2 separate regions of the Homo sapiens genome follow, and region 2 is linked to region 1. A link is an interaction called in ENCODE POLR2A ChIA-PET data of the cell type or tissue named here. Cell type or tissue: MCF 10A. All regions are shown on one strand.

The links. ChIA-PET counts read pairs that join two places held together with the same protein. Peaks named below come from ENCODE experiments on the same cell type or tissue, not always from the same donor. Only the 100,000 strongest peaks of a DNase experiment are listed, where the experiment ranks them.
Region 2: POLR2A ChIA-PET joins it to region 1 with 14 read pairs; 4 of 35 experiments call an interaction of 5 or more read pairs at or near these places.

Annotation. Positions count from the first base shown.
Region 1 is chr2:28,221,794-28,226,793 of GRCh38, reverse strand. All of the region lies in intron 7 of BABAM2 (BRISC and BRCA1 A complex member 2), which reads right to left. Among named protein-coding and RNA genes, the nearest start is that of BABAM2-AS2, 86 kb to the left of the region's middle. In MCF 10A, no CTCF peak of the experiment used is centred here; a DNase peak (open chromatin) is centred at 2,003.
Region 2 is chr2:28,278,377-28,283,376 of GRCh38, reverse strand. All of the region lies in intron 10 of BABAM2 (BRISC and BRCA1 A complex member 2), which reads right to left. It overlaps LOC124907745 (a long non-coding RNA gene), which reads left to right and starts at 365. Exons shown (of 2, transcript XR_007086254.1): 1 at 365-5,000. In MCF 10A, no CTCF peak of the experiment used is centred here; no DNase peak of the experiment used is centred here.

The DNA of each region.
Region 1 (5,000 bases):
AAGCTGGGGCAATTTCACCTCAGGGCACTGGCCCAGTTCTCCTGCTGTTCTCTCTGCCTGGAACTCTTCCCAGCCATTTGCGGGGCGGGCTTCTTCACCTGCTTCAGGTCTTACTCAAATGTCAGCTTCTGAGTGAGGCTTCCTGAACCATCTATTTAAGATAAGCCCCTTCCATCTCTGGTACTTGGTCTTCTGTGTTGTCGTTTTCTCCGTGGCATAAGACATTCTACACGTATTCACTCATCATCTCCCCCCATGACTCCTCACTAGAATATAATCTCCTCCAGAATGAGGATCTGCCTCTGTTTTGTTCACTTTTATAACCTCATTATTCTTAGCAAGAATAATGCCAAGCATATTAGACACTTAAAAAATATTTGTAGTATTAAAGTCCAATGAATATAAAAAAGAGATGGAAGTCAAATTTCTAAATGAACATTAAAAGCCAATAAATGTATATATCTTTATGGAAATAGTCATTATGGAAAAGAAGAGTTTAACGGTCTTGGAAAGGGATTGGCAAACTTTTTCAGTAAAAGGCCAGGTAGTAAATATTGTCATCTTTGCATCCATAATGCCTGTATTGCAGCTACTTAGCTCTCCTGCTGAAGTGCAAAGGCAGCCGCAGATAATATGTAAATGAATGAGCACGGCTGTGTTCCAACAACATTTTGTTTATGGATACTAAAATTCAAGTTTCATGTAATTTTTACGAGTCATGAAACATTATTATTTAAATATTTTTCTAACCATTTAAAAAATGTAAAAGTCATTCTTAGCTGTGGGCTGGATTTGGCCAGGAGGTTTTAGTTTGCTGACTCTTGATCTAGGATTATAGAAATATTTGACAGTTCTACAGATGCTGAAAGTACGAAAAGTATCCAGGAAGAAATATAGGCAAACCCCACCCCCCTAGAATAGGTTATTAGCAAAAATGAAAAGAGGCCCTTTGGTCAAACTTCTTAGAAGCTATATTCCATCAGCAGGTAAACCACAGGAATTAGCTTTTTTCAGGCAAGGGTGAGGTGAGCATTAGGCAACTCGTGGACTGTGGGAGTTCTCACAACCATACTAGATTGTAACTGTGCAAGAGGGAGCTATTTATATGATTTTGAACGAAGCTTGAGGCATATTCTGGTGCTTTTTAACTTCTATGTTAGGTGAAAAAGCTGCCTACAAAAGCCTTCCTCCCACCCAAAATACTAGCTGTTAGTTGGTGACTGATCCTCAGAAATATTAACATGAATCATATATGCTCTTTTCACAGTGCAAAAAGAGATAATTTTAACACTCAGAAAATGTCATAAACCACACAATAGAGAAGCTATCCAGCCTTCAAATTGTAAATAAATAAAATCCTGTTCCTGCATGGAAGCCTCTTCCTCCTTTCGATTCTGATGCTTCCTCCTCTGGATTCTGATGCCTGCAGGGCTGGCTGGTGTTAACCGTGTTCAGTCTGATGCTGAAGGCAGCCTTTGCTCTCCATCCTTCCTCCCTGGCGCCCACCCTTGTTAGCCCGACTGTCTTTGGGAACCCATAGCACTCAGCCTTGCCCTTTCTCTAGCTGCTGCTCTTCTCACCTACAGACAGCTTGTGGCTGCCCTGTCTCTACTGCGATCAGCCCGGGTTGGCCTAAGCAGCACCAGCTGAGAGCAGGGCTCAGCCTTTATCCAGGCTTCAGGAAAGAACCCCTGAGTTAATTTTCTTCTTCCTACTTGGAGAAACAGGTATTTTTGTCTTTGATCCCTAAGCTCTGTTTTCTTTCTCTTGTTACTAAACAGTTCACTCCCTATCCACTCTCCTTTTTTTGCAACTTCATCATTTTTCCACATTGCACCGTTTGGCACAGGAGAAGGAAAGAACCACATCAAATAAAGGAATGCAACCACAAAAGCTGCCTTGAGAAACAGGGCCCCAGATTTTTTTTTTTTTTTTTTTTTTTGTCAATTTACCGTTTTTGGACTTGTTCTCCCATAATCAAATCCTCCCTATCGTGCTAACAATGTGGTGGTGTGTCAAAACATTGGAATTCTGCTTCAATCAGCAACCCAGAGCTTAATAGGAAAATGAAGCAACAAAATGTTGCTCTTACTGTTAACCTTAGGCTAGGCCTGTCCTTAGGATGGGGACTGTTTGCTTCTTTATGGTAAATGGGCCAAACGTTCAGTTTTGTGAGAGCTTGCATTGTCAGCAGAGGCCCACAGCAGTGTCTTGAGCACCATTCAGGCACGCTTCTAAAGCTCAAGTACCGCAAACTGAAGTACGAAGCATCCCACAATTTAGTAAGCCAGAGAAGAGTTAAGACTAAATTTGTTTGCAAAAATTTTAAAGACACATTCATTTTACTGGCAGCAAGTCAGGGGTCTGGCTCTATGACACTCATGTCTGCAGTTATCACAAAAGGGCTTGCGTGAAATTAAAGTGGTTGTTTTGTTTCTTGTTTTTAAATTAAAAATGTGTGCAATATGTAAACCATTTAGGGACAACAATAAGGTGCCACAATTCCAAACCAAAACATTTGCAAGTCACCACTCTATGTCCTCAGGGAGTATGTGATATAGTTAATGTTTCTAATATTCATCATCAATGAAAACATCAGTTACAGGTAGAGAATTTCTGATTTAGCAATTTTTTAATCTTTTGTGATTAACTGGGTAAATTAAACTGTTTGAAGGTAAGTATTTTTGTTGTTTTGGTTTGGTTCACATGGAGTCATGTGCCACTTTGGTTAATGTGGGAAATAGCCTCTTCTTCAACATCATCTGTTGCATATACAAGCAGTGAGTAGAAGTGTATCTGTCCCTGAACACCAAAGTAGTGTGACCTCCCTTCAGAGATTTCTCTTGGGGAGAGAGGAAGGGGTGGGAGGAGACATACCTTTTCTCCCACCCTTGTTCTAGCATAGCATATTGGAATCTCAGGGTGGAGAAATGTGTTATTTGAAAAGAAGGAAAAAAGCTCATAGCTGGTTCTGATATGGACTAAAAGGACAGACTACCTGACTGCCCCACCCCTGAGAAATGCTGTTTCAACCATACAGAAGGAATCTTCTATCCTCAGAAGTTAAAGACCTCAGTTAATAGGTAAAGTTGCTGCTCTTCTAATTTTGGCAACATTCAGCCTGGCCCCAGTTCTACCTTGAAGAGCCGAGTTATTGGTGTCATTCCAGTTGCCCATTGATCTTCCTGTCCCCTCTGGAGACCTCTACTCTCACTCCCACCACAGCTGCCCAATAAGCAGAGAGTACGATCAAGTCAAGGCGGTGAACAATGAAGGGAAGAAGGGCAGAGCCAGTTTAAGGGGCTGTAGGCAGGTGCTTGCTTGTAAGGACCCTCTCTCCTCCCCATTCTGCTGATGCAGCTCAGGTGCCAAGCCCGGGTGCCTGGCCCTGGTGCCAGCTACTGCCCCAGGAAATGTCCACAAAGGTGAGCATGGGGAGCAGGACACAGACACTGGATGGGGGCACTGTCCCCCTCTGCAGTGTGCTCCCCAAACCAGCTGGAAAGCAGGAGGAACCATTTTCTGGAGCAGACTGGGAAGAGGGAATTGAGGAGGCTATAAGTGTGGTTAGTGTTTTAACAAAAATAAGATATATTCAGTAGATTGCTATCATTTCAAAAACATTTGATCTTACTAAATATCCTGTTTACTTAATAACAGGGAAGTGGGAGTTCAGTTCTGTTAATATCCATCTGTGCAAAACTAGGAATCTATTTCTAAATAACATAATTTATTTACCTGCATCTTTTACTTTTAAAAAATATCCACTAATTTAAATACTATTTTTAGCCAATTCTCTAAAATAGATGATTCAAAACAGCCACAATAGTAACAAGGGCCCACACTTCCCCAGACAGAGTGCGGGGCGGGCCTGCGGGGAAGCAGGGCCAGGGTGCCTCATGGTCCAGGCTGCCTAGAACTCAGGGGAACCTGTACTGAGGCGCCTGATAACTCCAGAAGATGGATGTGTTTGCTTTCTTTAAACCAGTGACACAAGACACAACAGAAAGGGAAAGATTTAGTCAGGAAGAGAAGGGGTTCTGGGAACTGTAGACAAGGACAATGCCAATTTAATTGGCCAAATATAATTGAGGTTGGCCTAATAACTTTTTTGGAAACCACTTTCTTGGTTGCTTGAGAATTTGGATTGCTACTGTTTTCTTAAGGCTTCAAAACCAAAACACTAAACATGTACTAATAGAGCAGTATTAATAGCACAAAGGGGAATGCAAACATGACTTATGAGAAAAGTTGTATGGCTGGCCCATAGCTATTATCTCCTGCCCCTGCAGCATGTGAAGGTATCAATACTGCATCCATGGCATCAATGGGCCGAAAGTAGTTTCGCTCAGACTCACGTGGAATCACATGTTGAATATTCATAGCTTCACTTCTGGAAGCTATGACTGTTTTACCCTGTATGGCAAATGGGACTTCGGTGAGATGTGATAAAGGTTAAGGACCCCGACATGAGGAGATTATCTTGAATTCTCTGGTTGGGCTCTCCATCAATCTAGGCCTCTTGGTGTAAGGATTCAGTTCAAGACACTCTTAACTCTCAGGATTCCTAGTACTCTCCAAAAATAACACTTCCACAGAACCCTGTGTAGGCATTTAGAGTCTTAGAGGAGAGGGCAGGGAAGGGTTCACAACTTCTGGGCCATCCGGCAAGTGCTGAGCATGAGAATATGTAAGGTCCACCACAGAGCTTCCGGCCATTCGATGGGGCCCCAGGCTCACATCAGCACCTCCCTTTCCCAACAAGACCAAGACTGCTTCTCAATACAGTCTGGGGCTAACTCAGGACAACTTGCTTTTCTGGATGTTTCCTCATTTCATTAGGAACCAACTTGGGATCAGGGTCACTCTGGAGCAAGGCGAGCCCTTAAGTTCGCTCCCATCACATTCTGAAACTGTTAAGCTGCAGGCATGCTCATTGCCTGAACAACAAACACACCAACCCAACTCTAGACTTGAAACAGAGATTGGGCATATTCTGA
Region 2 (5,000 bases), 57 kb before region 1:
ATTTACTTAAAAATCTCTGAGTCTTGTCATAACAGAGGATATACTTGCTAAAGCACAGTTCAAAAAGGAGCCCAAGAAATCAACTCTCCGTTTTACAAATGAGATTACGCTATAGAGTGGTGAACTGCCTCAACTGCTTCAGCAGCCACAGAGAGAAGCCCAGGGTCTTGATTCCAAGCCCAGTGAGGTACATACACACTACAAGGCCACTGTATTTAACAGTACATCTCCCTGCAGGAACACAGTAACTGCCACTACAATAGCTGTACGACTTTGGGTTACTGATTCATCTGTGCTTGAAAGATCTCTTACTACAGATAATAGTTAGGCATGGGGTTTTTTGTTTTGTTTTCATTCCTTTTTTTTTTTTTTTTTTTTTGGGACGGAGTCTCGCTCTGCTGCCTGGGCTGGAATGTAGTGGTGTGATCTTGGCTCACTGCAACCTCTGCCTCCTGGGTTCAGTGATTCTCCTGCCTCAGCCTCCCGAGTAGCTGACATTACAGGTGCCCACCACCATGCCCAGCTAATTTTTTGTATTTTTAGTAGAGATGGGGTTTCACCATGTTGGCGAGGCTGGTCTTGAACTCCTGACCTCGTGATTCGCCCACCTCGGCCTCCCAAAATACTGGGATTACAGGCATGAGCCACCGTGCCCGGCTATAAATACTTTCTTAATGCTAAGAAAAAGGAGGAAAATCAGCATTTATTGAATACCTACAATGTGCTGGATACTTTCTGCCATATGATTCCCCCTCGCCCCTTTCTACTAGGAGTAAGCCTGGCTTTGGGCAAGCCAGAGAACTTGAAGCTGTGAGGAGATGGGGCCAGGATTCGACCCTGCCTGCTGTGTCTGGAGCCCATGCTGTATCTACAAGTGCTATAAATGTGATTTACTGCTTGTTTCTGACATTGTGGAAAGAGCTTCTGCTTGGGCATTTTGGCTGATCTACCATTTCAGCCAGGGGTTGCTATAGGCAAGCACATCTCTGGCTGTTGATCAAGAAAGCACAAAAGTCTGAGAGATTGATAAACACAGTCGTTTTGGACCAGAGGAGGAGTATGATGTCTGTCTTTCAGACCAAGTTAAGCTCAAGGGCATGATGAGCTCAGACTTTTAAGAATTTTTATTTTTGATGTTTCCATGTCCTTGTTTTCTTCCTTTTGGTTGGGAAAACATCTTACGGTTATATCTACGGGGTTTTAATGGCATCTGACACTGTTGCTCACTTCTGTTCTTCTCCCATGGTTTCCACAACACTGTATTGATCTGCTACTTTTCTTCCTTTTAAATTTTTTACTGCCTCTTTTTCTCCATCTGCTTAACATGCCCTCACTCCCAAAGCTCAGCTGAGGGACCTGTTAAGCCTGAAGGCTTGGCACTTCAGCACTTCCTTTTCAGAAAGTCTCATCTGTCAGTAACCTTTGAAGCCTTCAAAATCTCCATATCCTTCCCTGACTGCTCACCTCTGCTCCAGTCTGATAATTTCAGAGGCCTGGAGGATGTCCTCATATAAACTTTACAGGTCAAATGTGTATTGTCTCATTTGTGTCTTCAAGATGGGCATACCATCCCATTCACAGACAAGAACGCTGAAACTCAGGAACACAAAGTAGCTTGTTTAGAATTAGTTAAGTGACAGAGCTGGCCTTGAATTCAAGCCTTCAGATGTTAAATCCAGTGGCTCTGATGCCACTAGAATGTTCTGGTACTAACTGGAGAAGAATTATACTACACGTCCGAAATAAAAGTTACAACCTGCTCCCCATTCACCATCAGATTGGGTCTAATATTCTGCCAAATGCAAAACCTTTGAGTCACTTTGAGTACTCTTCATTCTGCTGCTTCCATCTCTGGAAAGGCTCCCATTCTGAAGAGGACAGGACAATATCCTGCTGGGAGGAGACTGGTGGGGCTCGGGGGGGTCACATTTACTTCCGCCATGGATAAACAGAATGGGAATGTATATTTTTTAAAGTATTGACCTATTTCATACAGCAAAATATACTTTTGGTTAATCCTAAATACCAATCACATCACACCAATTCAGTAAGCTTTGTCTACCTCCAAGAATTGTCCTTCTATCTGTCCTACACGTGGAGGCCAGTTTAATTACCTTAATTGTGCCCCTTGTCCTCCTCCATAGGGACCAGCCCAGGTCTCCTGGATAAAAATACAATCCTTGAATGCCGGTGGGGGCAGCCCAGGGGAGGCCTAGGTAGCCTTTCCTTCTAAGGTGTGGTATAGCCCATCAAGCTCAGGTTAAAAGACTAGGGATTGAATAAAGAAGTTGAAGTTCATATACACAGAGCATTTAAGGACAGATGAAAAAAATCAGATTGGAAATAAAAGAGAAAGGAAAGTTCCAAAGGGCTTTAAAATAAAGTACCTTAACCCTGGCCACACTGCAGCAGAGCCTGATGTGGACTCAACAGCTAACCCCTTCTCATTCAGCCTGCCTGCTACTCTCACAATAAAACAGCTGCTCTCACTGCCCCCCCGCCTTACTCATGACCCCTCACCAACACTCTGTGATGGAAATCTCTTTGTTTCTGGAGGCCAAATGGCTCATTCTAGATTAATTATTATTGGTTCCATGGAAAAACAGGTTTGGTTCATTACACGTTCAACTTGCTAAGTCACCGCTTGACCTTAGCTCAGAAAAACCTTAGCTCATAGAAGAGAAATCTGCAAAGTAGTGCCTGAGTAGGCACCAGCACGGATCAGGAGGAGGGATGTGTGAACCCCAGGTCTAGAGGAATATTTTACTAAGGAGTGTCATATTTTTATATGCACACACATCTGTATCTAACTATATCTGTGTATGTGTGTATGTATTTGGTTTAAAGAGCAGAGCAGTTTAAGACTTGTACAAAAAGAGAGTTGTTTGTCTGAAACTCAAAGAAGGTGACCATGAGTATTCTTGACCATGGGACTCTAGACCACTGAGAGTTAGAGCAACTTTTAGCATGTTAAAGAATGACCTGTGGGATTTTTAAATACTTAAAAATCAGTTATGAGGCTGGGCTCAGTGGCTCACACCTGTAATCCCAGCACTTTGGGAGGCTAAAGCAGGATTGCTTGAGCCCAGGGAATTTGAGACTAGCCTGGGCAACATGGCAAGATCCCATCTCTACAAAAAATAAAAAAAAATGTGCTGAGTGTGGTGGCCTGTGCCTGTAGTCCCAGCTGCTTGAGAGGCTGAGATGGGAGGACTGCTTGAGCCCAGGAGGTCAAGGCTGCAGTGAGCTGTGTTCAAACCATTGCATTCTAGCCTGGGCAACAGATCAAGACTCCGTCTCAAAAAAAAAAAAAATTAGTTATGATTTGATATGAGACTAGGACCAAATGCGTTCTTATAAGTCAAATAAGAAAAGGTATGTGAGTTTTTACATTTACTTAAAAAGCCTCTGCCGGGCGTGGTGGCTCATGCCTGTAATCCCAGCACTTTGGGAGAGGCCAAGGCAGGCAGATCACCTGAGGTCAGGAGCTTCGGATCAGCCTAACCAACATGGAGAAACCCCATCTCTACTAAAAATACAAAATTAGCCAGGCGTGGTGGCGCATGCCTGTAAATCCCAGCTACTCGGGAGGCTGAGGCAGGAGAATCGCTTGAATCCAGGAGGCAGAGGTAGCGGTGAGCTGAGATCATGCCATTGCACTCCAGCCTGGGTAACAAGAGTGAAACTCCATCTCAAAAAAAAAAAAAAAAAAAAAAGCCTTTGAGCTGCCCTGTCTGCACTAACCCTTATGGTAAGGGGTAAGGAGTTTGAATACAGAAGTTGGGGATTTCGAGATGAAGCAAAAATGAACTCTGCCTCAGAGGGCTCATCATTTGGGAAAGTCAGTAAACAAAATAATCCCAATATAGTATGAGAAATGCTAAAACAGGAGGCTGCACGAAAGGCTGCTGGGATTTGGAGGAAGGACTGACTGGCTCCTACTCAGGCTTTATTTTGTTTCATACTGTGCCATTTTTATTTAGGAGATAATCAAAGTGGAGATAACAAAAAGCAGCTCACAAGATGGATGGCCCTGCTTTGCTGATGTGCATCACTGCTGAACTGCCTGGAGGTTTCCGGCTGACGAAACCTCAGGTCCAAGGGTAACTCTAGGCTTCACCTCCCAAGCCGCCTATTCACCTGGTGGTGGCAGAGAAAGCAAAAGGCAAACTCCTCAGTGGCTCCAAGGGGCCACTCAGGCAGCAGAACCTCTTTGCTCAGAGGAAGCCGAACTCCATACCAAGGAATTCCAACCTCTCTTCCACCGGCTCCTTCTCATCATGCTGAAGGTTCTCTCATCCTGTAAAGCAGCCTCTTGACTATCATCCCTACTAGCTATTGCCCATTTACTCTTCTTTTAATTCCCCAAATTCTCAAAAGAGGACGGGCTCACCTTCACTGTGAATGAATTCTGTGGCCCATTCACATCTGGCTTCCGCCTACTCTAAGGCATGAGTGTTTCTTTTTCTACACCATCAATGGGCACCATCATTACTGAAGCAAATGCTTTTCATGCTCCTCTCCCTTGTCACCTGCACCTCCCCAGATCCGGTCCTCTGCTGCCTTCGTGGTGCCCTCTCTCCTGGTTCTCATCTCACCCCTCTGCTGCTGATTGGTCTCCATCAGGAATCTTCAGCCCATCGCCAGCTGCTGGCCTTTCCCAGATCTGTTTTCAGTCCCCTCATATCACAGATTCATCCTGTGGGAATTCTACCAGCTCTGTGGCTTCTACTGCCACCACTTTAGTCTCACAATTTTGGCTACTTACTGAATATCTCCATCTGCTTATCACATAAACACCTCAAACTCAATATATTCAAACTCACTCACTTTCCTCCAGATTCTGGTACTCTTAAAATTTCCACTCTTTCCTTAGCTACCCTAGCTAGGAGTTATACAGTAATCTGCAATTCCTCCCTCTCCCTCACCTCCAAAATCTGAGTGTTCACCAAGTCCTTTTGATTCTACTCTGAAGTATTTCTAGAATCTCTCCTTTCCTC